Regions from separate parts of the Mus musculus genome. Here region 2 is linked to region 1. Evidence: chromatin loops called from intact Hi-C (ENCODE). Cell type or tissue: left cerebral cortex. All regions are shown on one strand. Links, peaks and the distances in the headings refer to the core of each region. The heading gives the core; the rest is flanking DNA. Region 1 overlaps Nav3 (neuron navigator 3). Region 2 overlaps Nav3 (neuron navigator 3).

What was found. A loop is a pair of places that touch in the nucleus more often than their neighbours do. Peaks named below come from ENCODE experiments on the same cell type or tissue, not always from the same donor. Only the 100,000 strongest peaks of a DNase experiment are listed, where the experiment ranks them.
Region 2: a loop joins it to region 1, with 8 times the contacts of the local background. A loop is called at or near these places in 23 of 42 quality-filtered maps.

The regions. Positions count from the first base shown.
Region 1 is chr10:109,757,667-109,774,472 of GRCm38, forward strand. It overlaps Nav3 (neuron navigator 3), which reads right to left. Exons shown (of 38, transcript NM_001368815.1): 13 at 12,526-12,658; 14 at 11,496-11,772; 15 at 9,263-9,971; 16 at 6,852-7,340; 17 at 2,821-2,862; 18 at 1,223-1,383. Among named protein-coding and RNA genes, the nearest start is that of Gm40757, 170 kb to the left of the region's middle. In left cerebral cortex, for the core only: a CTCF peak has its summit at 8,178 (motif pointing right); DNase peaks (open chromatin) are centred at 7,134 and 8,167; H3K27ac peaks cover 642 bases.
Region 2 is chr10:109,854,330-109,871,135 of GRCm38, forward strand. It overlaps Nav3 (neuron navigator 3), which reads right to left. Exons shown (of 38, transcript NM_001368815.1): 6 at 12,602-12,670; 7 at 9,423-9,562. Among named protein-coding and RNA genes, the nearest start is that of Nav3, 140 kb to the right of the region's middle. In left cerebral cortex, for the core only: CTCF peaks have their summits at 7,157 (motif pointing left) and 10,591; DNase peaks (open chromatin) are centred at 7,132 and 10,591; H3K4me3 peaks cover 218 bases.

The sequences.
Region 1 (16,806 bases), core at 3,650-11,649:
CCACTGCCATTGTGGGGCAAAGAAGTATCCTTGCTCTTTTAAATGACAGCAAAGCCTTGATGTTCATAAAGATTCAGTAGCTCATATGGGACCATGGTAAAGGTCACTGTCTATGACTCAAAAGCCCAGCAGTTATAGTGGAAAAAAACTGGAATAGGAATGATTCAGCCTTGGGTCCTTTGGGGATTAAAGTTGAAGAGTATAATTTGCTATATTGTTAACTATTTGTGGTGACATTATTGAAACTATGTTTTTTTACCTGATGAAAGATGTAGTAATGAGACTACAACATATGTGACTAGACAGAAGAATCAATTTTAAAATAATAATAATAATAGTTATGATTATGATTATTATTGTGTGTGTGTGCAGCTATGTGTACTGGGAGAAGATGGGAGGCACTCCATTCTCCTGGAGTTACAGGAGACTTTGATCCACTATGTGGGCACCAGGAAACAAACTTTTGTCCTTTGGAAGAGCAGCACCATCTCTTATCTTTCGAGCCACCTCTCCGGTCCAAGAAATTGGTATTTTTTAACATCATCACTGGGTCTTTTAAATGATAACAGACTTATTTAGATATGTTTCAGTGTTTTCTCAGTCTTCTCTGTTACTGCGATATTTATATAAATGAACTCACTTCCTATAAATGATGCTAATGGCTAAGACAGCCATTTAGCTTCCAATATAGTCCCCTAAAAATGTTCACAGATTGCCGTCTCCAATGACATATTATGCCTGTTGAGCATTCTGATTTCAATCATGTTTCAAGAAATGATCTTGAATTCACATAATGGCATATTACTTTCAGCCTAATTATTTCCATATTCTCTTTGTCTACGTAACGATCATTAATTTTGTTCAACAGCAACAAAAACTAACATGTTTTACTGAATATAAATAAGGGCACTGAGACGGAATGGAAAGGACCCTGGTTTTGAGATCCGGTGTTCTGTGATTTATCCCCGCTTCTGATACTTATGTTGGTCTGCTTTGTATAGCTCAGTTTTAGTCTCAAAACAATAATAATTATATTAATTACAACTACTGAAATTAAACATTTGTTCTAAAAATAAGTGACATACTATCTGGAAATTATTCTGTATACAGTAGGCAGGATGCGGAGGCTTTATTATTTTTTTTCTCTAGGTTGTCATCAAAATCCCTGTGATAGCAGGTTGTGAAAGAAGTGGAAGAGAATTGACAATTTAGAATATTTTACCCAAGTTGGAAAAGTGATATTTTCCGGTGGCTGACGATGACATGGCAGAAGGGGAGACCAAGGGAGACTGGTTGCCAGTATCCTGCAGCCCGCCAGTGGAATGCGATCGCAGCCACTCTTTGCCTTCTTCTTGGTTGGCCTGCCGAGATGATGGGGTGTATCTGCAAAACAGCACAGCTGAGACACTTCAGCACATCGACAAGGACAAGGCAATACCAGGACAAGAAAACAGTCAAGAGGAGCTTACTGCTCAAACCGAGCACAATCGCAAACAGATTGGATCTAATTACAATTGCAAGTCCTCCAGAGTATTTGGCACCATCTGCTTGAGCCCACAGCGGAAATAAATAGTGGCATTCGAGAAGAAAATGATGATGCGTCTGTGAGATATGGACTTGAAAGTCACAAGCAAAGAGCAGACAGCCAGGTTAACGGAGAAGGAGCCCCCCCCCCCCCCCCAAGCACTGTGTTTGGAAGGACGTGAGGTGAGAACATGGCAGACCGCGGTAGGGCAGAAGCCGAGGGAGGCACAGGGACGTTACAGAACAGCATAGGAAATGGCACACACTGATAGCTAGAGTTTTCTTTCAGTTCTTTGGTTAAAATGACACTTGTCACACTCAGCACACTGTCCCTGTGAGCTGTTTTCTCTACATCTCTTTCTCAGGAAAAAAAAAAAAAAAAGAAATGTGTAAGATAGGTTCATGCACATGAACTCAATATTTCAGTTTATCTTATTCTGAATTGAATAACTATTTAGGGCTTGCTAAATGGCATTAGACTAATTGAAATTTAAATGAATTTGGTAATTAATAAAAGCAGAGGTGGAAAGCAGATACTGGGACTAAGTTTTTATAAAATAGTGTATAAAATAACACCTTAACTGTCATACCTGCCCTGTGATAATTGTTTTTTACTCCATTTATAGCATACTTTAGCCTTTCATCCTTATTTTTCACAAGTGCAGACTATATAGTTTTATTTTTCTTACATATGTAAAATTTTGTTTTTCTATATATGTATGGCTGTCGTGTGTGTGTGTGTGTGTGTGTGTTGTGTTTTTACATGATTGTGGAGGTCAGAGGAAGAAATTGGGTATCATACCCAATTACCTCTGCTTTACTCCTTTGAAATAGGGTTTCTACGATCTCACCAAACCCAGAGCTATGGGAGCGGCCAGGTGAACCAGTGATTTTCCTGTCTCCATTACTGCCCATGTTGGCGTTTCAGACCATGTGGCTAGACTCAGATCTTTTATGTGGGTGCTGGTATTTGAACTCCAGCCTTCACATTTGCTTAACAATAATTTTTACCAACTGAGTCACCTCCCCAGTTTCACTTTTGACAAGCTCTTAATACTTCATAATCTTGATATCCCTACTGGGATTCATGGGAGTCACTACCTCCATCCTCACTGACATCTCTTCCTAAAGGAGCAGTCACCTACACTTGAAGCCAGAGGAAGCATCAAGATTAAAAGTGATTTCATCTCCCTTGTTGGGTGCTATGTTAGCAAACAAATGGGAAGAATAAAGAGACAGCACAGAAGTTTACATAACAACAGAAAAGGCAGCAGTTGTGCTGAGAGAAATATATACCTTAGTCCCTTTTTGGGTAGTGTATTTCTGTCAAGCTGCATGCTGTTAAAACAAAGAAAACCCCTAAGGACATAATGCAAACAAAATTTCCAAATCATATATCCAACAAAATTGCATCCTCCAAATTATACAAAGTAACCAACGGCTAATGCGCACATGAATACCGAGCTGACTGGAAAGGCCAACTGGCTGACTGGATCTTTGTCAGTGCAATAAATACGGAATTTCTTTCTATCCTAGTGACACTCAAAACAATTAGAAGGCAAATTCATTCTTAAGTCATGTTAGCACAACTTTCCTGTGGATGCCGGGGTAACCCCCCTTTCCTGTGCAGGTAACTAAACTTTTACTTCCACTTCCTATGCAGGATAAACAATGAGAAGACCTGATACCTGCTGTCAAAGAGACAAGACCCACTAATAAGAGAACGTGAAAAAAAATCACATAGTAGTTGTATCTTCCTTTTCTGGTTATTTCTAATAAGAATAAGGGTAGCTTTGTCTCCCATGGACATACAAGAGGTAATTTAATATATAACAAGTATTCTCTTTGAACAATGTTTACAGTATAATTCATTGAAAATATTTTTAACGAAGTGAAGCTATTTCATCTTTCATAAGTCGTTGATTGGGTACTAAAAGGATTGCATACTTTACCATCAACCATCACTGTTTTAACTAATTCCCACTCAGTCAGACATATGGCTAGAAAGGTCTGGCTAAATAAGAGCAAAAGGACTCCCTGAAAATGGAGAAGAGAGGGAGGGCTCCATTCTAGTCTCTAGCATGCAGATTAGCAAAGCACAAAATGGAAGTGGGTATACATAATGGTTGCTCGCTTGTTTAGAACATCACATGATCAGAACTAAACACACAGTGTGTGCACAATGGGGATGACAGAACACGAATGCAGACAGACTGACTTAAAATTGAATCACTTGAAATCAAAGCTAAAATGTTTTCTTCCGCGGGCACTCCACCCATTATGCAAGGTGTAATCACCATGCCAATGATTGGTTCTGGTCATACATTGGGATTATAGAATTTCCTAACTAGTGGAAATAAATGTACTGAAGGAATTATGCTAAACAAATAAGAAATTTCTAAATATGAATTTAAATGGTCTGTGTATTGATGTAATCTAAAGCCATTTTAAAGATGATTTCTTTAAAATATTTTAGAAAGTGAGAATGTTACTATTATTTTGCCACTGTTGTATAAAGCAATTACTTGTTGATATGGTTATATAAAAAATTACTTGTCTATATGTTACTGGGAAATTTAAAGAAATAACAGAGCAAATAATTCCTTTAAATTGAGTAATATAGAACCATTTCCTAAACTCTAGGCCAGTGATTCTCAACCTGCGGGTTGTGACCCTCTTTGCAAATGTCTATCTCCAAAAATATTTAAATTATGATTTATAACCGTAGCAAAAGTATATTTACCAAGTAGCAACAAAAAAAAATTTATGGTCACCACACTAGGAGAAACTGTAATAAATAGTTGCAACATTACAAAGGTGGAGAACCACTGCTTTAGAAATCCATGACAACACTCTGTTGGCCTTTCTGCAAAGGGTCAAGAATGGCCAACTCCAATATAAGCCATGGCTAGGGAGGTCAGGACAACGAGGACAGTGGGGATATCAATCCATGCACTGTCTACGGCCAAGGATTGTAATACATAACACAGATGTCACATTTCACATTGAAGGACAAACCAGAAAATTTTAAGGTTGTCTATGACTTAAGTTACTTAAAAAAATTATATATATATATATATATATATATATATATATATATATATATATATATATATATATGTCACAGTAAAGTAGAATAAAACAAAGCAATCTGGGTTAGTTATAGTCAAATAACCACCAATGACTAAATCTTGTTTGCAGGGAAATATGAAAAAAAAATTTCATTTGTATTCATTTATTTTTTTTTACTTTTTAAATTTTAGGGAAGAATAATATGTAAAAGTTGGAATTATTATGAAAACCCACTGAACTATTTATTAGTTCTTGGATGTGAAGATCAAAGTATAAAAAGAGAAGTCAAGAACTTATATATTCCTCAATATCTATCATGTGTGTCTCAAATTTATTTTTAAAAAAAAATCACACTTTAACACAATATTATAGTTTCAATTTAGTTATGAACTGAGCAGTTATGTCAGGATCTGCACATAAGATTTTCTTAAATAGACCACACACTTCCTCATATGCACTCTTAAAGGTTAAACTCTTAAGAGTTAAAATACAGATAGACTTTGAATTTTCCTTCCAGGAAAAATAAAGAATATACACCATGTTTTCATAATATTAAAAGAATGTTCAATGCAACCATTTGCTGAAAGGATCTGGCTACTGTCAGCCTTATATGTTATTGAGATATTCACACTCCATATATGTAATATTCACTAATACACTTAAATCATATTTTAGAAGTCTGTATTTCAATATTTTTTATATTCAGTTAAAACTTAATCGATTTCCATTATTCTACAGCTAGAATAATGATTTGCTTTAAAACAGTAACTAACCATATAGTTATTGCTATATTTCGATAATTAACATATTTATAGAGTGGAGCTAAACTGTGAAAGAATTTATTGAAACTGAGTTCCACTACAGCTATAAAACTTGTTGATCTTAAGATGTAGTTTTGATTTGACAAGTTCTTGATTAAAACTATGCATCTGACCATGTTTCTTAGTATTTACTGTTTGAATGCAAAAGGAAGAGATTGATAGCTATACGCGATCAATATTATATTTTCAAGTTTATAATTTTAAAATTATTTGTATTTTGGAGCTTGATTATGGCTAATGAAGTATGACCTGTTTGTCTGATTTGGATGTCAGCTAATTTGTAATGCTTCATATATTGTGTTTCTAAAACCAGGATACATTCATTTACTCAAATAAGACTGTTAATACATTTTAAATATAATTACGTTTATTTGTCATAAGTTTTATCCATGGCGTGTGATCGCTTTGTAACGACTGAAGCTAGAATCTGAGATGCAATTGACAGCTTGATTCTTTGGATGGATGGACCAGTTCATTTTACAATGGGTGTTATCACCAAACAAAAAGGGAAGTGGGTATGTTTTAGTCTGTAGAGCCCAGTTGTCCCAGCTCAGAATTTTTATGAATGAGGAAGCATACACTCTGTACTTCCAAGACCCTCACAGTACGTACTGAGCATCAATGGTTCATTTATGTATCAGATACTTCTAGGTAGAGGAAGGGCCATTTGCTGACTCTTAGTGTACACCGAGGTGATAGAACATTACGAGGCCGTATTTCACTCCTAATTTTGAATTTCACAAAGGCAAGAGAATCCAGAAGAAAATACTTGGAAATAATTAGTTAATGGACAACTTGGGCATTGCAGACTATGTCTTGACAAGGGATTTAACTTATATTTTAAATTTTCAAATATTAAAATTTGAAAGTCACTCCCTGGGCTGGAAGCCCAGGGAGTGACTTAAGCTTATAACATCTGTAGTTAGGTCTGAGGGTTTATTGAAGAGAGGGCTGCTGCTCAAATATACTCCTCAGAGAGCATAACCGTAGAATCCATTTGAACTTGGTCATTAACAGAGATTTAATCATTCCAAGGAGCTGTGTTGTCTTCAATCTCAAGCCAACCATTAAAAACGTCTTGAGAAGATATCACTCACTCACTGCATGAATGCATACTTTATATTTATACCTTAATATTTATATATTATGCACATATTATGCAAGTTGCCTATTCACTAAAAATGTTGGTATTAAGCAAATTATCCAATCACCCTATCTTAAATTTGATAATAATTTTTTACCTTTGCAAATTTGATAATAAGAGTGAAGAATAAGACTGGTCTCATCAATATTAACTGTAAATTTAAGTTCAATTTTATGTCAACGCATAGTTTTAGTCACAGTGGGGATCGGGGGAATTTAGTAGGGTAGGGTGGTGGTCACAGTGCAGGAAGAAGGGGATAAGGACTCATGGATGCCTCCAGGAAAGCTCACCTTTCTGAGAGAGTAGATCTCACACTACCCGTTCTCATGAGCAGGCTCTGCACCTCGTGAGTGCCTGTGGTCAGTCCAGACAGGGAGCCATGATGGCTGAGGGGCAGGTCAATGGACTCAGAGCTCGTATGGAGACTAGTCATGGACTGGTAACTTGGAGTGTCCTTGCTGCCGGCAGAGGAACTGCTCAGATTGGCAGCCCACACAAGCCCACCGGATGTGAAAGAGTGAACCGACGCTGGGCTGGAAGCCAAGGAGTGACTTAAGCTTATAACATCTGTAGTTAGGTCTGAGGGTTTATTGAAGAGAGGGCTGCTGCTGCCACTCAGCCCACCAGCACTGCCCATGCTTCCCGTACCGGACGACGGTGACTCCAGACTGCCTTGTCGGGCTAAAGAGGTACTAGGGCTGAGCACTACTGAGGAGGACTTCGCCCCCTCAGTATTAGGTGCGGAGGCAGATTTGCCGCCTGCCTTGGCACCGAACAACCTAAAAGAAAAACAAATAACAACTTGAGTTGTTCCAAGAGACTCACATCCACGTTTCCTAGGGTTTCAGTCCACAGAGCCAAGTGTGCTTTGGAGTCGTGAGCTGCCAAGCACGTCCAGCCTCTATGTTCCTGAAGGTGACATGACTGGCTTTTGATTAACCAACTACTAAAAAATTAAAAATTAAAAAAAAATCACTTACGATATCTTAAGTAAGCACTGGCCTGGAACCAAGGTGGGCAGCAGTGAACCCACCTTGGAAAAAAAGTCAACATGATTGTACTTGACTTTTACGCTTCTAGTGATCAAATATTTTGGCCGTTTTGGCATTACCTATCTGCAGAACCATTATAATGAAACAACTTCTACGCATTCGATATATGATGCTTAAATGGATTTTCATCTTTTTAAAAAATAGATTGTCTAAAGGGGACATTTAAGGAAAGGTTCAAATATGTAAGGTAATGTTTAAGAGGCCTGACTGGCTGGGCTGGAAATATTGGATATTGCTGGACAACTTATGGATTGGTTTGTATCTTCCCATGGAAAGACCATAGGGATTTCCGTCCGTTGCCAGAGCTATTCAAATATATATACTTATAGCAGTGATTTAAAAATACCATTTGTACTAAGTTAGCTACTGGAGTTTAGCTCAGAAAACATTTTAGTTTTGTAAATGAAGCAGATGACATAATCAAATTTATGCAAGTATGGAAATAAAATGGTATGAAGAAATGGCAGAATGGTTACTAATTCAGAGGCAATGAAATCCATTATTTCCTGCAGTGGAAGATTTCTAGGGCGAATATGAGAAATTGTTTCATAGGTAATGGGCCACAAGAGGGCGCTCTTGGCTCTCACACAAGCAGTGAAAATATTTACTCTTGCTACAAGCTATAATTTATTCTTTCTAAGAACTGTCACTTCAAATCATTCTTCAGAGTTAATACTTCTAATGACAAAATTTGACTACTGTTTCTCAAATAGTTATGTTTCTAAGATTACTTAATGTAAATTCTTCAAGACTCTTCTAAGAGATCAAAGTTATCAAGAGAATAAACACAAACCTGAAATATTTAACAAGAGGTGATAAATTATACTCTATCATTTTGAAGATGAGAAAACAGAGCCAGGATTATTTAACAACTTGTCTTAACTCATTAACTAATTTTGACCCCTACTATATTAAAGTATTTAAAATCAGGTAGATTTCTAAACAGAATTTCACATAATTAATAAAGTGATAATCCTGACACATATATCAGATATGCTTCCTGGTTCCTGTAAAAGGACATTGATGAAGACTTATAAAAAGTCACCTCACTCCTGAGTTCTTGTCCTATGTCAAACATGTAAATGTTTTCAAATTCTGCAATCAGACCATACTTTGATAGCTTTTTGGGTTGTTTTTGTTGCTGTTATTGTTACTATGTTAAGATCTGGTACTGTATAAATTGGTCTCTTATAAACTGTTAGAAAGAATATATCATCTATATTCATAACTGCCATTTCATTAAGAGTCAACAAGATAACATACACTAGAAGTAAATGTGTTTATAAAGATCTATGCAATTTGCTTTTTTTAATTCTGGAAAGGAGAGGTGGAAATCACTAAATATCTTTACAAGCTATCACTTTATTTCTATGAATAGTCAGTCATGTGGTTTTATGCCCGCTACAAGTGGTATCTGTATTTTAGTGTCACACTGGCTGTATAGCTGAAAGGCTAACCACTCTCTAAATGAGCAATGCTTTTACACTAGCAACAGGTGCAATCAGCAAAATAAAATCACTATATTTTAGACAAGTATAAGATACAGAATCTTAGAATATTTAGAATACATGAAAATAGTTTCGTACAGAATAAATACATGCTATATACTACCTTTTATGTTTTCCCAACATCTCTTTACATACCCTTACCTTCGAAATGTGGGCGAGGCAATATCTGGATATTTGGACCCTGGCTGTCTGAGCCCTTGAGTCCCACAGGCACTGGCAGAGGTGGGGCTGGATTTGGGGGAACCTGACAAGGAAACGCTCTCTGAATCTGACACTGCTACTTTCTCCTTCTCTTTGTCTGTTTGGTTGACAGTGACTGGACTCGAGCGCCCTGAGCCGATCTTAGTCGGTTCTCTCAGTTTGGAGGTGGTGGCCCCAGCTGACTTGCTGCTGACATTGGAATCAATGCTGCTGGTGCTCGACCTGTGGCCACCTCTCCCAGGGATTCCGCTGGTGCTGGACTTAGAAGGGCGGGGCAAACTACGGTACTGGAGGGTGGTCTTCGAGCTCACGTGCAGGACAACATCATCTTGATTCTGGGACCCGTCCAGGCTGGTTTTCCTTCCTGCATTGGACTTCCCACCAATGGCAGCGGATTTGGGGATTTTCCCCAGTGTAGCTGAACCGCTTGTGATGGTGGCACCGCTGCTGGTAATCATAGTGGAAGCCCCTACACCACTTGGCTTCTTGTATCCAAAAGAACTGCTGGCTGTCGATCTTCCAATGCCTGACGGTGGCTTTTTCCCTTCATCCCCGCTGCTTTTCCCTGCATCTGAAGGAGACCTTTGCAAGGATGATCCTTTGAGAGGAGTTTTCCCTTTCTCGGAAGCTTTGGCATCATCTGTCTTCCCTGATTAAAGAGAAACACGCAAATATGCTCGTTTGAATATTTTCACCTGAGAACACGTCCAAAGCCAAATGTAAATCATGAATGCTCTTTAGCTCTTTCTATCACCTCGGTTCTGAAATATTTCTTGTTTCAGATCTAAATAGGCATGCACTCTAATAAAATGAGAGGATTGAGTGCAAAGCTAGAAAAAAACATGGCTGTCAGAGGCACTGTGATGAACTTGGGGTGATAGAGTGTAAACATGGTACTTCCATATTTGTTAAAGTCTTGTATCTTATGACAATGTTGCCTCAGAGGGATGCCACTCTTTCCTCTCTAGCTAAGTACTAGACACAAAGTTAATCTCACTACCTTTATCATGATATTATCTGAAGTGCCCCATGATACCACATTTCAGATGACACTATTTATAAAATATGGGGAGAGTCCTAGAAGATGGATGGTGCAATTGAGCAGGATTCTTTCACTCTTTTCTTTCATCAAGCTGAACAGAAGCTGCCATGCTGAGCACTGTAACTCTCAGGTTAGTGTGGCTGCTTTCAGCTCTCAGGTTTGTGGTTCTAGGGAGTGGAATTCACACAATCAATACTAAACATATTCATTAACAAGTCAGGAAAGTGAGATATTTGTGGAGAGCTTTCAGGTCCCCGTCTAGGAATTTGGCAGGAATTTGATATCAGGTTAGGACTCAGGAAGTAGTCTCAGGATGATATAGCTGAGGTGTGTGTTCTTTGTATCTTGATGGGTCTTATTAAGACCCTGAATACGGCAATCACAAGGCCTTTTGGTCTACTATTTGTTTGTTCCTTAACTACTTTGTTTATGACCTAGAACTAACCTTATTATTTGCATGTACTTAAAATAGTATAGAAGCAGACTGGGAAAGAAATAAGCCCTTTCAGCCGCAGCACTGGGTGGAGTCAGGTTATAGTGCTGTCTAATTGTCAGCCGCAGCACTGGGTGGAGTCACGTTATAGTGCTGTCTAATTGTCTTTGTCCTTTCAGTCCTCCCTCCCTCCCTTGAGACCCAGTTGACTGACTGAGCTGTCTTGGTCAGTTATTATATTTTCAGAATTAATACTGTACCTATCCATGACCTAAAGTGACGCAGAGTGAAATACAGCACATAGCAACCCCACGCTATGAGTGTGATCTCCACAGGCCTCTCAGATTGTCATAATGCCATGGGCCTATATGACAAAGTGTGTGGACTATACAATCATTAAGAAGAACCTGGTTATTAAAGGGAGATCTAATGCACATGAACACAGATGTCAAACTGGATCACAGATTAAAGCTCTTCTGCAGAAGGTGGGCATGGTGGTGCACGCCTTTAATCCTAGCATTCAGGAAGCAGAGGCAGGTGGATTTCTGAGTTTGAGGCCAGCCTGGTCTACAGAGTGAGTTCCAGGACAGCCAAGGCTACACAGAGAAACCCTGTCTCGAAAAACCAAAACCAAACCAAACCAAACCAAACCAAAACAAAACCTCTTCAGCAGAGACTATCCCAAGCGACAAGCCTACCAGGGGTCTTGAGTGCACTTGTGCTGGTTTTCTGCCTAGCTGTAGCTGGAGTTCCTCCCTGGGCAGACATGCCTCTCCTCCAGGAGCCTGTCTGAGACACAGACAGGCTGGCTTTCTGCCCTGTCTTCTCCGAGTCTTCAGCAAGTCCAGAAGTAGCACCCTTCCACTTGGCGGCTCCGTCACCATGGCTGTCACAATCTCCCTCGGCTTTCTTCAGCTCCTCAGGACTATCCCAGGTCTCATCTGTTGTCGAACGTTTCTCCGCATCTGTTTTCAGCTGTAAAGAAAAACCTTCCCATGAAAGAAAACCTATAAAGCCTGAACCCAGAGCTGAAATGCAGTTTCAGATAACTGGAAGGAAAAAACCATGAAGCACTGATTTATACTTCAGAAGAACGCAAGAGACGATTCTATTTTTAACTACGGTCTCACTTACTTTCATCAATTTGAGCCATAGAGTTTCCCTTTGTAGATATTAGAGAATGTCAGGATTAATAATGTTCAGAAAAGCCTAATTAAACTTCACACGGGAAGGGATTCTTCTATGACAAACGTTGGCCAAAAAAGAAGCTAAGCCAAGATAGAATATATCCAACGCTCTTTCTTGATTTACCAGTCACAAGTGAGCCCAGTAGTTTGTGGTTTTTTTTCTTTTTAGATTAACCAAGAAAGATTAAATGTTAGACTGTCCTTAAACTTGAGTTTTAAATAAATCAGTATTAGAAGAAGGGAAAATGCCAATGTGGGTCTTTCTGGGTTAGACATCAGCGAATCTACCGAAGTTGCTTATGATTGTCAAAAAAGGCTGGGATGGGCATTGCTACAGTTCTGAGAGATACAACTCCAGGAAGACTAAAATAAAAACACTTCAGATTCCAGTGTTGGTGGGTCTTTATTATATCTGCTTATGTGACTTATGCAAATACTTCAGATTAAAGAATTGGACGATAACTTAACATAATTCTACAAAAGAAGAAATGGAGAAAGAAATAGACAGAATCAGTGGGGAGAGAGAGAGGATGGCTCTCACCTGAGTGTTCTTCCTGGAGGGGACAGTGATGTTGGAGTAAGAACTGATGGAGGACGTGGTGTTGAGGTCATCTGTGCTAATGTTATCAAGTGTGTCACTGAGGCCACTGCTCACAGAACTGCTGTCATCCCAGCTAAAGAAAAGACATGAAGCAGCAATGAGCCAGTCACTGGATGAACAATGTGAACCCCCCGACATTTCCACACAGTGTTGTTGTACAAAAGCATCTTCTATTGCGACAATTTTCTCCACATCCACTTTGGAAACATATTTATAAGAACTGAACATCTGAGAGGGTCTTCTAGCATCTGACTAAGACAGATGCAAATACTCACAGCCAACCATCAGACTGAGCCCGGGGACCCCAATGGAAGAGTTAGGAAAAGGACTGAAGGAGCTAAAAGGAATTGAACCTCATGAGAAGAACAATATCAACTAACCCAAGACCACCCAGAGCTCTCAGGGACTAAACAAGCAGCCAAAGAGCACATATGGAGGGACCCATGGCTCCAGATACATATGTGCAGAGAATGGCCTTATTGGACATCAATGGGAAAGGAGGTCATTGGTCCTGTGGAGGCTCGATGTCCCAGTGTAGGGAGGATGCTAGAATGGTAAGGTGGAAGTGGGTGAGTGGGTGGAAGAGCACCCTTATAGAGGCAAAGAGGAGTAGGGGAGATGGGGAATGGGATGGGATGTGGGACTCACGGAGGGGAAACCGGGAGGTGGGATAACATTAGAAAGTAAACAAATAAAATGATTAATAATAATTAAAAAGAATTGCATATCTATTAAATAATAGCCCTACTGGTATTTCAGAAGAACGGGAAGACATGGGTTTCAGGTAAACATTTGCAGCATGAATAAAAAACACAGAGAAGAGTAACTTGCCAGCTGAGTCTCTCAGCCCCCACCCACAAAGACACCCTGGAATCATAACGTACCCCAGAAGTAATTCTTTGTTCAAAAACTGTTTGCTTTAGCCAGGCATCTGAAAATCATTCCTCGCTTTCCCCATCTTAATATTACAACCATTCAATCTCGTTTAAATATCAGAATTTACCCAGTCATCTTATCCCTCACAATTCTAAAGAACACAAGACAACCTTCTATCTGGCATTCCTGTTTTTGGCCTTTGCCACACAACTTCAGCTGCTGCTTCTGTGTGAGTAAACAAAAGGTCATGTTGGGGGACTGGAGAGATGTCCCTGCTGTTAAAAGGACTCACTGCTTTTGGAGGGGACCCAAGCTCAGTTCCCAGCACCCACAAGACAGCTCAAAGCAATCTATAAATCCACTTCTAGGGGGGTCTGATACTCTCTTCTGGCCTCTGTGGATTCCAGTTATCCATGTGATATACATGCATGCATGAATGCAAAACTATTTATGAACAGAAAAAAAAATTTAAATAATCACATCTGGTCACTACATTGCCCTGCTAAACCATCACAAGTTTTTCCTCCTTTATGGTCTAGCTTCCAAAACAAAGCATGTCTCATGGGGTGCATAAGGAAATCTACCAAAGGGATAAGATGAAGATATGAACCTCTTCACATACTTGTTTGGCTATCTAAATAAGTATAAAATATGCTATATTAATAACCAAGTGCATGCTAGGTTGGACCCCATTATTCAGTCAATGTGTTTGAAGTTATGGCACATAAAAACTTCAGAATATCTAGATAACTTGAAAGACAGTAGGGATTTCAGTGTGTTAGAGGGAGACCATTGTCTGCTCATTTGCTGACTGAATTCCAGCATGTTGATACATTACTATCCATCTGTGCTTTGATATATGAATTGATGCACCATAGGTATACATACTATACATAAAGCAAAAGTAAGTCTCATGAAATGAACACATGGCTTTAAACACATTCCACAAATGATCCAAACATTGAAGACACTATTCAAATATTCATCATGAAAACACAAATAAATCATAAAGGGGACAAAATGAATAGACTATAGAAGCCCCATCCTAAGTTGCAAATAACAATGACTTACTTAGTTTCATATGACACTAAAGAAATCTAAGAAGAAAATTGAACTTACTGACATAATGTATTACTAGCAGAGATGTTTATAAATCAGACTATTATCAATAACAATTAAATCTTAATGTGTATTTTATACCATGAGAGAAATACCCAACTTTCATGAGTGCCCAAATCTTATGAATACCTTTCCTATATATTATTTTGTAACTTTCCATATTATTAGCTACAGCATCAGCAAATGCCTCGCATGTCTAAGCTTCCTTGTAGAAAACTGCCATGCAGTGTAGTTCTGTCTATTCTCTACACCAAAAGGGAGAAAAAAAATACCCATCTTTAGTAAACAAATCAGCAGAATTGAATCCTTTCTCAGTTGGCAGAGTCACTCAGTTTTTCTCTAGAAGCATTGGTGGGTTTTCAAGTCCAAAGTACCTGCATTACTTACTAGAGGTAGCGTAATTTGGATGCATGGTTTCGAAGAGCCTGAAGAGAGCCTGTATTTCCCACATCTCCCAATTCAAAGAGCCTTCTAACATGCTTTAGGTTCATAAATTAGCAAAAATAGATCATGTAATTTGCAACTTAGAACTAAGTCGATACAATTATCAGTTTTTTTTCCATTTTTTATTAGGTATTTAGCTCATTTACATTTCCAATGCTATACCAAAAGTCCCCCATACCCACCCACCCCCACTCCCCTACCCACCCACTCCCCCTTTTTGGCCCTGGCGTTCCCCTGTACTGGGGCATATAAAGTTTGCGTGTCCAATGGGCCTCACTGTAGTTTATAGCTTACTTATTATTTCTTTTAGTATTTGTACTTGTCATGTTGAATATATGAATATAAGTTATTAATATTGTATTTTGAATACCACTGTATCAATTTAAAACTCAACATCAAGTTTCTTAACAAGTATATATACCCTATCAAGAAAATAAGAGATAAGTTAAAGACTACCTGAAAGTGTTAACTTGTATCTAATAAGGGGTTGGCATGCAAAAGACATTTATATTTACTTATTTACTTACATATACACATACATGTGCATGCATAAGTATGTGAGTATGTGCATGTCATGTGTTTGAGTGCATGTGTGTATGTGTATGTATGCATATGTGTGTGTGTGTGTGTGTGTGTGTGTGTGTGTGTGTGTACGCGCGTGCATGGATATGCCATGGTGCATGTGTGGAGTTCATGATACCATATTGTTTATCAGGTCTTTATGTGGGTCCATTAATAAAAGCTATGTCTCTGACTTAGATAGTAATCTAACATTACAAGTTACACAAACATGAAAGATTGATCCAACTGTGTCTACCACCTGGCCAAGACATCACTCTGAAGGTGAGAACAGTATTAGCAATGTGAACTTACCATAAGCTATGCTAAATAGATAAAACAATTACCATTTAATTACCCTTCCTTCCCAGAATCCCCTCTCCCTAGTTCAGTTCCTATAATCCACCTAGAGGCTCTATTGGGCCCATCTGCCTTATATATACTAAACTAAAAAGGTTTACCAATTTTAATTTAATTTATTTATTTATGTCTTGCTCTTCCAGGTGCTCTCAGAGCTTAGCATCTGCTTTTGGGAACTCTTTAGGCTTCTATATTCTTTCACAAAGTTCCACTTCCTGCCATGTATCTGCTGCTGTCACAAAGCTGACCTCCATGCAACTTACAATCGGTGTGGGTTGTTTCCATTAACTTTTGCATTGTCCACCAAGCAGCTTCCAAGATCTAGATCTAGCAGCCCAGAGCAAGTTTCTTTTTTTTTTCCCATTTTTTATTAGGTATTTAGCTCATTTACATTTCCAATGCTATACTAAAAGTCCCCCATACCCACCCACCCCACTCCCCTACCCACCCACTCCCCCTTTTTGGCCCTGGCGTTCCCCTGTACTGGGGCATACAAAGTTTACGTGTCCAATGGGCCTCTCTTTCCAGTGATGGCCGATTAGGCCATCTTTTGTTACATATGCAGCTAGAGTCAAGAGATCCGGGGTACTGGTTAGTTCATAATGTTGTTCCACCTATAGGGTTGCAGATCCCTTTAGCTCCTTGGGTTCTTTCTCTAGCTCCTCCATTGGGAGCCCTGTGATCCATCCATTAGCTGACTGTGAGCATCCACTTCTGTGTTTGCTAGGCCCCGGCATAGTCTCACAAGAGACAACTACATCTGGGTCCTTTCAATAAAATCTTGCTAGTGTATGCAATGGTGTCAGCATTTGGATGCTGATTATGGGGTGGATCCCTGGATATGGCAGTCTCTACATGGTCCAT
Region 2 (16,806 bases), core at 5,605-13,604, 99 kb after region 1:
TTTTTCTAAGTTGCAACAATATTCGCTACTTGTTATCTGACTAGATATGGTTTATGATGTAGCCTTTAAATTAACTGTATTTATTAACATAAACTAAACACTAAAATTATATTTTGTGGTGTGTGTTTATGTATATGTGTGTCTATATGCCTGCTCATGCATGCACACATAAAGATAACTTTTGCAGTTGCTTTCTTACCTAATTTGTTCTGAGACAGGATCTTAATGTTTCTACTTCTTCATGGTATAGTTTTAGCTAGCCAGGGTGAGCTGTTAGGTGGTTTTCCCATCTCTGACTCCCTTCTACCTTTCTTCTAGATGTAGAAAAGTTAGGATTGCAGATGTGTACTCGTGCATTTGGCTTTTTGAATGGGCTCCAGTATGAAATTCAGGTCCTTGGAATTGCATTGTGAGTGCTTTATACACTGAGATACCTCCCCAGATTTAAACTCTATTTCTGTTTTTATTCATGATAATCCTGAGACAAGGGTATCTACTATCATCCACACTTTAGAGATCCCCAAAGACCTTCTATTATCTGTCTCTCAGCATACATTTACATGTTTACTGATTTTACAAAATTACTGTCATTCTATTCTGCTTTTTCTAGGAATATTAACCAATTTGATTTCATTTCTCCTATCTACAGAACCTAGTCTAATCATATCATCTGCTAGTATTTACTGAGTGGCTTCTGGATTTAAGGCACTCTTAGTATAATCATGTTAGAGCAAAGAAAACGGACATAAGGCAAACCTCACTATATGGTGACATAGGTCAAGCATCATAAGAGCAGGGTATGTGGAAGTCATGGTAGAGATAATGAGAGTTGCCTGAGCTTACATGGAGGTGCCCAATAAAGCCAGGACAGACGACACAAGGAAGATATATAAGTGCTCAAGGCAAGAGGACTTCTCATGAAACATTTAGGAAGTACATATTTTTCCATTTACTTCCATTTATAAAGACTTATATACATATGCTAGAAAATAAATTTGTGGGGAAATACAGTCACCCAAAATCCAAGCACGCTCTTCTTGAAAGACAGTTTAGAGGATCATGAAAACATCACCCTGACTTCATCAAACTCTAACACCTTGCCATCAAAAGCTATTTGTGGCACTTTCCATTCTACAAGGAAAGTAACGGTAACATTTCTAAATAACCGTATTTAAATCTATTCTTTCACAACAGCCCTATAAGGTGAGAAGAGCTTATGTTTCTAGTTCAGCACACTTGGTGAGTTTAAGTAACACAGTCAGTAGTTTACCACAAACAAGGGCTCCTGCACTGTGGGACCCTGTTTCTTCATTTGAGTGACTGATGTGTATAGCACAGTGGACCTCCTAGTTTAATGGGATCCATTGCTTTCTGGACATATTAGTGCATGTGTACTGTGATTCAACAGGTCTTTCATGAGATTGAATAGACTATAGATTTAAGCTTCCAGATAATATAATTGCTACAGGTCACAGACCATGTTTGGAGTAGATAGAATTGAATTAATTTATTTCCCTGCTTCTTATTATGATGACACCTATGTTGGTCAAATTAGGTAATGTTTCATAATTACACAGTATTAATATGTTTGGTTTCATTGAAGTCTGAGAAAACCTTACTCATCTCTGAGCTCATCTGGGGATTAAGATGTTTGTGGCAAAGATTCAATAAGAACACATAAAGCACACCATAGATTCTAGTCCCCTTTCTCTTCATTTTAGCCATGAAACTAGTTGGGTCTACTATATATTTGCAACTTTGTTTACAAGTCAAAAGTGTCCTGAATTTGAGGAGGTGGGAGTAGTGATAAGGATAAAAATCAGAAAGAGTATGTCAGAATGCTTTTGAAACAGCTGATAGACAAGAGAAGTGATGCTGTTCCTTTCTTAGAAAAAACCAAAACAAGCTAAGGGCATTAACTAAGTAGACCATAGACGGCCAAGTACAGAAGAGGAACTTCAACATCACGACACCTCAGAATGAGACCCAGGAGACTGTAGGTTATGACATTCACACAGCACAGCAACAGTCATGGCAACAGCTGTAAAATTGGCTTCAGTTGAGTACACACATCTAAGACACTCTGCAGTGCTCAGCTCTCAGCCTGTCCCCAGTCTGTCTTTATACAGCAGCGATAAGGAGCCTTGGGATTCTTTAAAAGGACAAAGCACAGGTCACTGAGTATCAGGCAGATGCCTGGGCAAGGAAATCTCCCAGGACTCCTCATGGTAGAGTACATAACAACACAGCTGAAAAGGCAGTGTCTGTCACTTCTCCAGAGTCATTCAAGTGGGAACCTTTGGTTCTGCCAATTATATATTCAATAGTAAGTAAGTATCCTGCATTCAGTGATATGATTCTGAAGGTAAATAAGTTAGCTCCTAACTATAAATATATCTTGATATAGGAAAATATGACCATGTAAAGTCCTTCAAACAATCTGATTGTGCCTTGCATGTTTATGGCCTTTTTCTGTTTATAGTGATTGATACCTCTTATCTCTGGTCTCCAAATGACAACTTTTCTTTTAATCTTCCTCTTCTACCATCTAGATACCAACAACCATCACCAACTCTAATCACTAAATACTTCTTAATTTAGTATTCTAAGAATTTTGTGAAATTGTTTTGTAAACATGCCCTTGCATTAAAACCCATAACAATCATTCATGTTACATAAGTTCCTTTGCCAGAATGAGAAAACTGAAGTTTTATGAAACAAAGCATGTTGCTCTCAGTAACACACATAGCAAGAACTCAGGGCAGCCCAAAACATTGGATTAGACATATTCTGCCCCAATAGGTAGAGGAATTCTCTACTTCTCTGTGCTATACTTTTTCTATAAACCCTGAAATTTTGATGATATTTCTCACCAGGGAACTAAATGAGTATTCATTTGAATCATATTTGCCTTCTTCACCACTAAGCAGAATTTAAATATAAATAACTTTGGAGACATTGCCCAGTCTACAACTCTACTCTGAAAGTTTGCTCCACATATCACTCATATATAAAATGACACTATATACTAAATTCATGACTACAAATGATCTAAACTTAACACATCAACATCTGGCTTCCTAACCATACCAGTATCACTAAGTCAGGAGTAATTCCAATCTACTCTTAAACTTGATCCATTGAAATAAATATGGTGGTTGCAACAGACATGGGGAGATTAGGAATAGATCCATTGGTGAACTTCAGTGGTTTAGAGCTTTGTTCTACATTGTGGACTGCTATATCTTCACACACACACAAACACACACACACACACAAAACCACAGAAAATATTCTAGACTTGTACATCTATTTTTCACTGCTACGTTTCTTAGTTAGTTAAAAGAAAGCTAGTGTTTTATTTGGAACATGCTCCCTGTGGAGCAGGCAACATGTTGATGGTAACATTAGCTCAGATACAGGACACCTAAGCACAGTAATTTGTAGAAGGAAAGAAACAATGGAATTACCGGTTTGTGAAATGTTTCAGCCATTGTTTCATAATGACTCAACAGAAACCCTGGATGCTGTCCTTTCTGCCTATGCTCACCAGTACCACTTGCAAAGACAGAGACCGACTTTGTGAAGGGATATGATATTTGGGATGTTTCTACTTACCAGCCAGCTTTTACTATTTGCAGTAAGGAATGAAATTCCTCAGTATGTGTGCATGTGCACATAAACAGCAATGCATTTGACCAGGGCTGCCCAATAATATTTATTATTTCTTATATGCTCATAGTTGAGCTAATATAGTACTAGAAAACACAGATTTCAGAGATTATGGTATTGATATATTTTATAGTAAAGAGGAAAAAAAACCATGATAACCACAATGAAATTCTTAGTAATTCAAAATAATAATAATTAAAAGCTATGCACTGAAGTAGTTAAGAGTACTTTCCATTTTTGTAGACGACCCAGGTTAGGTTCCCAGGACCCACATGGCTATGCAAAGCTATCTGTAATTCCACTTCTGGTGGTTCCAATGGCTTCTTTTGGCCTCCATAGGCACAAGGATATGCACGTGATATATGTGTCCCCATGTTGGCAAATACTCATATTCATAAAACAAAAACAAATAAATATTAAAATAAATAAGTATTAAAACATATGCATTATCTAGGAAAGTTTAGTTCTTTATTATTCATTTTACAAGAATTAAGAGGAAAAAAGAACCAAGCAGAAAACGTACTTAAGAGGAATGTATTATGCCTAGCTGAGAATAGGTATCTGAATTTCAACAAAAAAAACAGTGCAAATCTCACGGTAATTGTAATGGCTTACAACATTGAGTCAATGTGTTGCTAGATCTCTGACATCAACCCTACTAATCCAGGTTGGGTATAACTAAAAGTCAGAAGGCTCCACACTAGAAGGTGCTTGATTCTGTCCTCCTTAGAGTATGAGCCATCTGGGAAAAACAGGGAGAAGGCTCTGGCATTCCCTCTGGTACTGTGACAAATCTCTTAGCAACAAGGAAAAATTCCTCTCTAAGGAACTGTGCCAGGTGACCTAGGTTTATAGCTCAGAACTCAGATATGTAGCTCACAACTGGGACACACACAAAACCAGGGAAATTGACATTTCCAATAACCGAGTATTCTCTTTCAAATGTGTCACCCAGATTTTGTAAAACAAAAGCTAATTTGTTAACATTTCTCTAAACACATAAAGAGTATGTCCAAATGAGTCACAACGTGGTTCTCACGAGGTCTAATTCCTAGTGATCAGGTAGGTGGTTTTCTTCAGAGGTTGCATTTGTCTACAGTGCTCTTTGAGAGTGCACAGGCTCAGATAAGCGCTGATATCATCTTGTCTTTCATTGTTAGCTCTTGAATGGCAGGTGATCAGAAGAGAGTGAAGGATTCTGGGAAGCTTAACAAAAGACACTTTCTTCATTTCACCATTTGTTCTGAGAAATTTGTCCTGACACTCCACTTGAATAGAGCAGTGAAGGCACTGGATTCTACTGTGACACTTCTATCACAGTCATCTCTACAAGTAATACCTTATGGCAAGGTGAGCTTATATTTTAACTCATGTGTTGAAGGGAGCATACATTTGGCAGAATGTGTGTTAGAATACTCTTGGATATTGAAGTGAGGTTTGTGTTTCTCTACTGATTCCATTAGGGGTCACACCATTTAGAATTCCTCCTGTATTCTTCCACCCCCAATCACATCAACTAATGCTACTATGCTTTGAATAAATAAATATTTATTGCACACTACAAATTCTAGAGGTTTCTCAAATTATTTGGTTAATTCTTCAGACAAAAGAAATATTTTAATTTGAGATTTTTTTGAAGTATTGGAAGGCACCCAACCATAAGTTTCAGTCACACCAGGCTCTGTTATGAATCTATATCCTTGGCACTGAACTGGATCGTGTTAAACATTCATGGAACATTATAATGAATCCCATGTCTCAAGCTACCTGATCACCAATTTCTTTAAATTAGCAGACTCAATTTCTTTAAGTACTAAGTGAAAGATTTTAAAGTATTAAATGTAAATGTTTCAATATCTAATAACTACAATGAAATAACCATCTTATTTATAACATTTAAATAATATACCTTAAACTCCTTCATTATAAAACTATAACATTTATAAAATTTTTTTTTACAGTTGCCATCTCTCTTGGACACACAATAACAATTTATTAGCTGATGGACTATTCTTTTGAAAATTATTTTTAAGATGCTGCTTGTCCATTGTCTGTTGGAGGTCTGCTCTTTTCTGAAGATGAAATGGAAGGAGAGTAGAACTGAGAGAGAGGGAGGTTGGTGGTAGAACTGGGAGGAGTAGAAGGAGGGAAACAGTAGTTTGGGAGTATAGTTTGAGAGAAGAATCTATTTTCAATTTAAAAACTTGAATAATTTTAAATATTTATATGCCTTTTTTTCTTTTTTTTTTGGATATTTTATTTATTTACATTTCAAATGTTATCTCCTTTCCTATTTTCTCAGGACCCCCCATCCCATCTCCCCTTTCCCTTGCTCACCAACAAACCCACTCCAGCCTCCCTTCCCTGGCATTCCCCTAGACGGGGGGCACTGAGCCTTCACAGGACCGAGGATCTCTCTTCCCATTGATGCCTGACAAGGTCATCTTCTGCTACATATGCGGCTTCAGCCATGGGTCACTCTAAGTGTACTCTTTGGTTGGTGCCTTTTTTTTAATATGGTGGTTTGAATCCCCAAGGCTCATCCATTTGAAGGCTTGGTACTCAGCTGCAGGAACTGTTTGGAGAAGATTAGAAGATGTGTCCTTGTTGGAAGAGACATGTTACTTGGGGTGGACTTTGAGGTTTCAAGAGCCATGCCATTCCCAGTTAGCTTAGTGTTTCCTGCCCTAGCTCTGCCTATTGGTTGTTGCCTATAATTTGTGAGCTCTAAGCTATTGCTTCTTCACCTTGCCTGCCTGCCTGCTGCTGCCAGGCCCCTTGCCATGGTGGTTTTGGACTCTAACCTTGTAAAACTTTACGTTCTCAGTAAACTCTTCTTTCTATACTTTGCCTTGGTCATGGTCTCCACAGCAGTAGAAAGGCAACTAAGACATGTAAACACTACAATGTCCTAATAGCAAAGCACTGAATCCAAACATCCTAACTTAAAGCTTGTGTCCCTAACTAGGAGACAGGGTGTGTTAAAATTTATTCCAATGTAATATTTATAATATTTTTGTTCTTGTACTTTAAGATAATTTATTAGAAATACAAAATAGCACAAGATAATTATAAAATGGCATTGGATCCAATGACATAAATAATTCAAATATAAGGACACTGTATGAGTCAAACAGTTTCCAGATGCCTGCACTGTATCATGTGAGCCTATTTAAACTTATTGGCAATATATAGACACTTCGTGCCCATATTTTATATGTAACAAATGTCTACAAATCTGTAAAATGATCTGTAAAATGTAGCTTCCATATTTCACAATTCAGTTTATGGCTGCACATCCTTCTCCCATACCCTTCCAACCCAAAGGGGACAGGTGATGCATGCCTCATTTATGCTTCGAAATGGTTTGAAATTTTCAGTTACTTCTATTTAAAGCGAAAAGTGAACATACTACATTCTCACACCTTTGACTTTCTCAGTTAAACAAGCAAGGCCACCTACTACATTGTATCTGTCTCCATCTTGTGGTGATGAGAAATATTGCTACACACTAATGTTAGAATTGTGTAGAAGTTGAACATCCTTGAAATGAATGGTTTGTCTGTCTTGGAGTTTTATTTCAAGATACTAGAAGTAAAAAGACTTTGAAATTACAGAAATCCACCACTTCACAACTTATCTTTGTCAAAATGTCTAGACTACTTATAAATCTCTTTTCTAGAACTAGTTTTGTGTATGTGTTGAAACTAATATAGTATTTATATGGTATCACCAACACACACATATATAAACATATATGCACACAATATGTGCATTTATTCATTTATTATATGGCATATGTACATATGTATATGTATATTAGCATGAGTGTTTTAAATAAATAGTAGTAGTCTCTGTACACCACTGTTTGTAAGCTCCTTCTACAAACTGTATATAATATATTTGTAAAATTAGCTTGAACCTGTATAACACATTCTAAGGTCAAAAATGAGGGAAAATATTTCCATGTAGTGTTTTTATTTTCCATTTCCTTTCTTACCAAAATAGTAAAACCTTTAGGATTATGCCTTAATTTAAATGAAAAGGGAAAAAAATCAATGTTCAAAATTACTGAGTCTGTAAGAGAAGAGTAATTGTATTTGTATAAAGTATCGTTTAAAAAAAGCCAAATCTCTTTTGGATTGATCCCTACAGCGATTTTTTCCCTTGTTTCAAATTGTTCATTGGATTCCTGTATGGGTCACGATAGCAAATCAGGAATGTAAAAAGCAAGTGGGTTTCAGCATAGTCTGAAAGCTAATTGATCTCACTGCTATGCCAGCATTAACTTTGCGATTAAACTTTTGAACTTGCTAAGTCCTTACGAATCATTGAATGCTCAAACACTTGTCTACAGAAGGAGACTTTATTCTTAATTTTAAATCCTTAGACTCCAAAATACACAGTACTATACTTCCACGTCCCGTCTCACCACTGGACGTAAAAATGGTGAGGATTTCAGGGATTTGCCACTTTGCTCTCTAGGGATTATAATCTTCTAAAATTTGCCTCAGCCAAAAGGAAAGGTTGTCACAAAAAGCACCTCCTCCAACACTGTCCTCTTCCTGTTGTTGTCTGAAGGAGAGAACCCAGCCTATGTACATACTGAATCAAGTGGTGACCATCTAACCTGTGCAAAGTAGCACACACTTGGTTTAACTATTCAAATTAAACGTCCTGGTAGTTGTATTGATTAGACAGAGGAATCACTTCTTAATTTAATATACTCTCCTACATAAGGCAGGATCCTATGAATAGAAATAGTAATTTTACTGACTTAGAAACCCTGCTCTAGTAGCCGCAGTATTTACAAAGCCCGGCTTCTTGATTCCCCCAGGATTTGGTTTACAAGAGACACATCCATTCAATTAGTCCCTAGTCCAAAAGGGGCAGGTCCAAGCCAGTATCTTTTAAAATGTATATTTTGCACATCGTAGAGAACTGTGTGGCATGCAGATCATCTATAAGCTAGCATTCATGTGCCCATACTCTTGTCTTTTTTACATATTCATTTTTGTGATTTTATATTTTTATTAAGTATTTATTTTTAAGAAAACATGGATACAGACAATTTTGTGCTTGGGGAAAGCCGAGGTCATAACATTTACAACAACTGCTACTTTCAAATAAAAGTTGTTTATCACAAACATATATCCGCTATTTGTAGTTCTTATTGTTTTAAATCATGGTCATACTCCATCATCTTGCCTAATTAGGGACTTACTATATAGGCCCACAATGGCCTCAAATGTGAAGGAGCCGTCTGCCTTATCCTCCTGGTTTAGAGATGACAGGTATCAGGACCATAGCCTGCCCATTGTGTCTCAACTTTGGATGCATCCACCCTAACAGCTCCCCACATTTTGTCATGTATGATAAGTGACATGAGGACTCAAGTCAATTAGAAATAGCATTTTGATTTTAGGACGAAATTTCTTTAAAACTTGAAAGACATAAGAAAATGCTATTTATATGCATCTGGGGTAACTATTTTTTTGTGAAACAGATTTTAGGCTTGGCTCTGTAGTGAACAATATATTTTAAAGTACAGATCTCATTCCCTTAAAATGTTCTGCAGAATAGAAAGGTCCAGAAGGAAACTGGAATTCATGATGGTGGGGATTGGGAAACTTCTGATAACATTCCAGCCCCCGAGCTGCTCCATTGATCAACTATTAAAAGCATTGTGTGCCAATTCACCAGACATGCATTGGGCTCCGGGCAGGATGACATGACAGGTACACACTTACCTTTTTCATTTCCATTTGCATAATTTGGAGGCTTGTTTTTGTCAATGCTGTTAAAGCTCTGACTTCTCCTATTGAGATTGGAGGCTCCCTGAGCCTTGTTGCTGCTGCTCGCAGCTGGCACCCTAGAGGGCCCTGGAAGCCTGAAATAGCATAAAAAACATTACATCATTAGTGTGTACTCCAGAAGTTAAGGGGAAGGGACGAGTGAGCGAGAAGCGGTGGTACAGAACCCACAATACAGGATCAACTATGACGTACTTAACAGAAAATGATAAACAGTGATAAACGGCTGGACACAAAGTAAGAGACGATCAGAAAAATCTTGTAACACTTCTCAATAAGAATGTCCTCGAAATAGGAAAAATAAAATAAAGCAGACTTTAACTATAAAAATAACCTTACTTAAATGAATATAAGTTTATACTGAAAACACCGTAAAATTATATGACAAGGAAAAACAGTAAGATTTAACCTTATAGAGTTTCTGTGATATTACTTAGATATATGCAGTTGCTTAATTTTTCCTTTCAGTTTATGGAACATATTTTCAGCTACTGTAGCTTTTCCAAAGACTTAGAAATTAGTGGCAACAAACACTATTGAACAAAAGGCAAACAACAATTTTTTACTGACTAGCTAAGCTACTAAGTTACAATAAATACTTGATGCCACAAGCAAAGTCATGATTATACTATAGGTAGCTGAGCTGTCTCACAAAAATCTTCCATTCTCTGGTTAAAAAGGCAACTGAGATTTTTTCACCTGTGGCCACCTCCTCCCATAGGACAAGAACAGGATGTTAGCCTCTGAGGAAGGAAATCACTGTTAGTAGAACACAGTTGAAATATACCTGAACTGAAGGCAGTTTCAAGACATTGTATGCATGCAGGACAAGTCATGTGGACAGGCACCCCATTTCTATTATCAACAGGGTAGCTTGATGCTTGAAACCTGACACTTTGATTAATTAATGCTACTATTAAGTTTCAGTTTGGCTCAATTTACATTTTATTATGCTTTTCTTCAAAATTTCACGTGTCAATTATTTCATGAACTGTACCTATTTTCTAGCTTACATTACTGTTGTGCCAATCCACAGGAAATAAAACCGGAGCTTTTGACATGTGTGATAGGAATACCAAAGGCTTTGTGGGCATGTGCTGCCACCGTGTGAACAAGATTGTACACTGCACTGGAAATTCTTGTTTGAACAGAAAGATGGATCGATCCAAAACCTAAGAAATACAGTGCTGAGCTTTTCACAGATTTTTTTAAATGAAAAATTTTAAATATTTTTATATGTTTTATGTCCAAAATGTCAATCTATTTAACAGGACAGGTTTCAACACAACTCCACTATGCTACCTGACTTTAAAATAGCAAACCCTTAAAACAAAGGTATCTTTTATAACAGGAGAATCACACAATGCAATGAGCTTCAGGAAAATACAAATAATAAATGGGCAGATGTTACAGACAGTTAAAAGTTTCAATTTTTAAAATATACCTTAGAGTTTAAACACATATGGCTAACAAATAGGCTCTTCACCTATTTTGCTAGTTAGAGGTTGTGTCATACGCAAGATTAGAATCTTTTCCAAATGGATCCAGCTCTTAGTTTTTTTTCTCCAATAGCTCAACAAGGGGTTGTAACTACAACATCATAACCAGACACATTAGGAATTTACAGTACCAGTGACTACTCCCCACAAAAAGCAGTCAAGTAATTAATTGGGCCAAATGTCCCAATCCCAATAAATATAAGAGCAATTTCTGTAGACATAGCCATAGACTTTGAAATTCATTCCAAACTCATGTGTAAACAGTTTGTCCTGGAACTTGCCCCGGTTGCAATGAAACTTGACCCACTTCTAGAAAGCAATTAAGATGCATTTTAATCTTTCCTGTGACCCAGGAAGCTAAGTGATCTTCAGTCCTCAGAAGAACAAATTAAAACAAATTAAAAGATACATTTGCTCTTCTCATTACCCTAATTTACCAGGCAGCCAGAGCCCCCCCCCCCCCCCCCGATCATTCATCAGAGCAATAAAAAGGGAAATGAGATGAAGGGAGGGAGGGAGGGAGGGAGGGAGGGAGGGAGGGAGAGAGAGAGAGAGAGAGAGAGAGAGAGAGAGAGAGAGAGAGAGAGAGAGAGAGAGAATGCATGACAGAGAAAAGCTGTATTAGAACAAAGAACTTAGGATATGTTTTATAACTCCTGTGTGCACAGGAGCCATAAATGTGCTTATTATTCACATATGCTTAGCATGTCACTGTCCTCAAGTAGAGCAACTTATGCCATTTATTGCTATTTTTATTAAATAATTTTAAAATATATTTCTCCCCAGAATAAGTTTTTACCGTTGTGGAAATTCATACAAAAAAACAAAACAAAACAACAACAACAGAACAAACAAAGCCAGGGAAAGTCACACATGGACTTAAGCTATCAGAATCCCTTACAAGGGAGCATTGAGCAGCCTGATTCATGACTGAAGCAATGGCTAACATTCCACCACTACATAGCTCCTCTGGGAGTGGGAACATAGACAGCAGCACACAGGAGAGTGCAACCCCTTGTTTTGGTTTCGCTCAGCTGGTTTGAACTCCCATTATCCCTTTTTATCAATTACATAAACAACAAGCAAGCATATATATATATATATATATATATATATATACATACATACATACATACACACATATATATGTATATATATACATATATATGTATATACACACACATATGTTATAAAAGCAGAATTTTAGGTTATTTTAGATAGACTCTCATCTTAAGTTAATTTCTCCATATATGCCTCTTTCAAAATAGTTAAAAATTCTGTTGTGAAACTTTCAGATTCTGAGACCTTGAAAAAGATCAGGGAGGTCTTATAAGGTCCTTGTTCCTCACTTGCTCTAAACGAAGGACACAGCCTCTGCCCACCATCACTGTGTATTTCCTAAATCTCAAGCAAAGCCAGACCTCTAAACCCACTTAACCACCGAATCCACTCACCCCACAGTCTCCATCTGGAAGTCCACTTGGAAGCACTGAGTGCTCTAAACTTAGGGCTCTCAGAAGTAATCATGTTTTCTAGATCTTAGAGTGACCGGACAGAGTATCAGTGGCATTCACGTGAATATCACTAACAAACAATAGATTAGAGACATGAACTGACCTAGTAGGCTTTTTCTGACTGGTTGCAATTCCACTGTGTTTAGACTGAGCTGCATATCTGGCTGTCAGACTGTATGAGGAGAAACAGAGAAATGGAATTAAAGGAATTCTTTGAACATGGAGAGAAAGTACAAACTTACAACAAAGTTATGAGTCAATGAAATGCAATTGGAACACACAGAAACATATATGAAGAACAAATTAATCAGAAAATTATGGTAATGCAACACAAACGCTATGAGCTTCACTTATGAATGCCCCATGAATGCACCACCGTTCTCTTGGCAAAAGTGCTGACTTTAAAATTATGCTGAGAAATATTAGACATTATAAATACTTAATAATATTATTTTATCTTATAGAACCTTAACCTTTGACTGTTAAAAACGTTTTTAAAAACTCTAAAGTTTCATTTACAGGCTAAAATTCCTATTTCCAGAATAGTAAAAGGAAGAGATGATGAGATGAAATCTCTAATTTGCTCTTTTAAAGCAAATGTTTTGAAAAGCAATTCATTAAAAACTGAGTTGATAACCCATATGCTATGGTTAATACCTAATAGCATATAATTTTTACAAGAAGGTTAAATTACAATATTTTTATTGAAAGAGAGCTGTGTTCAAAAATTTAATAATAAATAGAATTAATTTCTAACAAAAAGAAAAACCTTAATGTTTCTGATAATGACTAAACATTTTAATTTATATTTAACTATTTTAGAGTATGTGTGTGTGCGCATGCATGCATTTCACAGGTTCATTTATGCCATACAATATATGTGGTATCAGAGAATAATTCTGGGATTGACTTTTTCTTGTAAGCTTGTAAGCCTGGGGTTTGAATTTAGGAGGTTTTCAATCTGTACACTAGAGACTATATCTATTGATATACTCCACTAGCCCCATAGGCTCAGGGATTTGAACTTAGGAGGTCTTCCAATCTGTATACTAGTGCCTATACACACTGATACACCCCATTAGCCCCACAACCATTTTTTTTAATTAAATACTTCACCCAAAGGAACATACGGCATGATTATTTAAACCAAATTTGAAGATTAACACTTGATCTGCAAAACACAAATTTGTACCTTAAATTGATGTTTATCATGCTAAAAGTTGAAGATATGGTGTTTAGAAAAAAAAAGGTAGACTCTATAGATCCAACTGCCTGTTGGTACACCCATTGTAGCTGAGGGTAGATGCTGTCATGGAGAATAACTTCCTAGGAGAACTATTTTATCTACAGAATCACATGCTGCTCTGATGCTAAGCAAGGAGGATTTAGACAAAAGAAACTTTTTTTTTTTTTTTCCTTTCTGGTAGTGTGTTTTGTTCTCTGTCTGCTCCTGCCCGCATTGTGAATATGCCTGGTCTTACTGCAGCCTGGAATAAAGGGCGCTCATTCTCATCTGAAAGGCATTTTCATGATGATAGAGCGCATCTTTTTCACATCCATTGTTTGATACATTGCTATTTATGTACAAAACAATCTGCATTTTAACTATACCATGAACTGAGACAAGTGCTAAGCTACTAGGGTGTCAACAAAATCATAGAATAAATGTAAAACAAAGCTGTTTCAATACAATCATGTAGAAGTTAAATAAATAAAAATAGAATTTCAAAAGCAAGCAAGAGGAGGAAATCTCTTGACTGCCCCCAGGAAAAGGACCACCTACAATTTAGGGACTTATTCTTATACTCCTGCACTGAACATAGACAAGACCAGTAAACATGATAACAAAACAGCAGGCTTTCCAGTAACTAAAAGCTAGCACATTATTTCGATGAATAATGTTAAAAGAAATAACATAATTCTGCCATTCAATAATGAAAAAGCAACAGCAAGTTCCAGAAATATTAAGTGACTTTGCCCAAGTCAGTTTGGCTTCATGGCTGTATTTCTGATGGACTGTGAAAGTATATTTCACATGATGACTGTTTTTGTAAAAAATACCTCTTAATTCATTCAATTCCTTGATACTTGGCATCTTCCATTTATCTCTTGCCTTTGCTAACCAATTATATGTACCGCTCCTCTTTTGTCCTGTTTGGTTTTCTGAGTCATGGTCACTCTACATAGTTCATGCAGGCCTGGAACATGGTATGTAGCACAGGCTGGCCTCTAAGTCATGAGCCTGTACTCTCAGGGTCCTAAAGATTGGGGTTACAAGTTATTGAGAAGATGTGTGAGGCAATTATTGTGGACATCACTGGGGTTTTATTCATTTCAGGACTTTTTAATGTCTTGGTATCTATCAGGTTTTCTATTTGTTACATCTTTTCCCAGCATGGCTAACTGACCCACACACAAACACTCTTACTTTCATTCCATATCTTTCCATCAACTGTTAAAGGCATGGCCTTCTCAACACAGAGTATGGCCTGCTTCCTCAAACAATGTCATCTCTTCACTTCTGATTAAGAGTCCATCTAAATTTCCTGCATTAACATCTTTATATGGTAACATTTATATCAGGTATCTAAAAGACTTGCCCAACTGCATCATCTTCAAGCTCACCCACCACAACCAACTCATGATTTGTCTTCATAAACCTCCAAAGTTCCAATACATTTTTTTATTTATTTATTCTTATTCATACAATCATTATTTACTGTGTGCTCATGAATGGCCTTTTCCTTTCCCACTAAATCCCTGAAGATGAGTCAGTATGTAGTCACTCTGTTAGACTACCAACTAACCTGTCCTTAAGTTCTCCAATCCTCATGTTTATTAAAACTGACTCATTCCCTCAGTGTTTTTCTAACACACAGGTAACCAATCACATTGGCATCACCTGGGACTTATAAGGGACATACAGTCTCAAGTCCCAACCTATACATTTTGAATCTGAACTTGCATTACAACAGGGCCCTCATTATTTTCTCTGTACAGTAAAACTTACTTCCATAGTGGAATATATGCTCATTTTAATTACTCTCTTATGAACTGCATAAATACTTTGAGAAAAAATTACTTCTTAGTAATGAATAAGTAAGATAGAAACTTTCCATTTGTAAGTTTTTAAAGTAAAAAAAGTACACATGGCTATTGGGATAATTGACTTAGTACTATGTCCCTCTCATTATAATAAGATTATGTCCATTCACTGACTAAAACAATGTATGGATTATTTAAAAAGGTGCATAGTGACCACTGGACATGTATTGATTCAACACTCAAAAGGTTTAATTTATTAAAATTAGGATTAAATGGCAATAAATGGCACTTTACTTACAGAAATACATTCCCCAAAGCCATGCATATTAATTTATGTTTTCATCAGAAAATGTATAGCTGGATATATAATTGAAATTACATTTACTTCAAGGTTATATATACAAACACATAAATAAAAAAGGTAGGTGGGCAAAGAGTGATGTGTGAAATGTTTACTCTCAGTGCATAAACTAAAAGTCTAGGAGTAAAGAGCTAGTGCATTGTTCATAACTCAGATGCTGGAGTTAGACCACTATGGCTGGCTCTTCATTTACCTACTCTCTCTGCCTGTTTCTTCATCTCTTTATGACCCTGATAACCTTATGTACACAAATTTTTTATGAGACCTTAATTACACATCCTTTAGAATGAATGTCTAGGTCAAACACATCATATAATAACTGAAATCAACATGAAATGAAATTCATATTCACACTGAAGAATCCCAGGAGGGTCTAAAATTCTGATGAATCCTGTAAAACATAACACTATTTCTCAAACAGGAGCCTGTCTCCTGATGCTTCATTATCTTCCCAAACTACATCCCTTGTTTTATTCCAGTCACTTTGGATATTATAGTAGTCTTACTCAAGAGCTCACATGTATAGTCCTTTCTGTTTAATGTCTGAGGCTTCAAATATGGTTCTTGGTACCTAAAGTGACCCCACTTCCAACATTACAGGATATTATTTACTCTTATTAATTCCTGAAGTCAGTCCTGTGAACCTTTTAAGGGCCTTCACCTACAATGAATCAGCAAGCACTGACTCAATATGTCCTAAGAACTAAAACTTCCAGAGTAATCCTCGAATCTATGTAAAATCCAATGGTGTCGTAATTTCAACACTGTTTTATTTTATGCTATACAGATTAAATGAAAATATAGTGATATGTAATAAAATAAAACACATTTATAAAATAGTATATTTCAACAAGTGTCTTATGTTTATACATATTGTAATATTCACAAATAGTTGAAAGTTC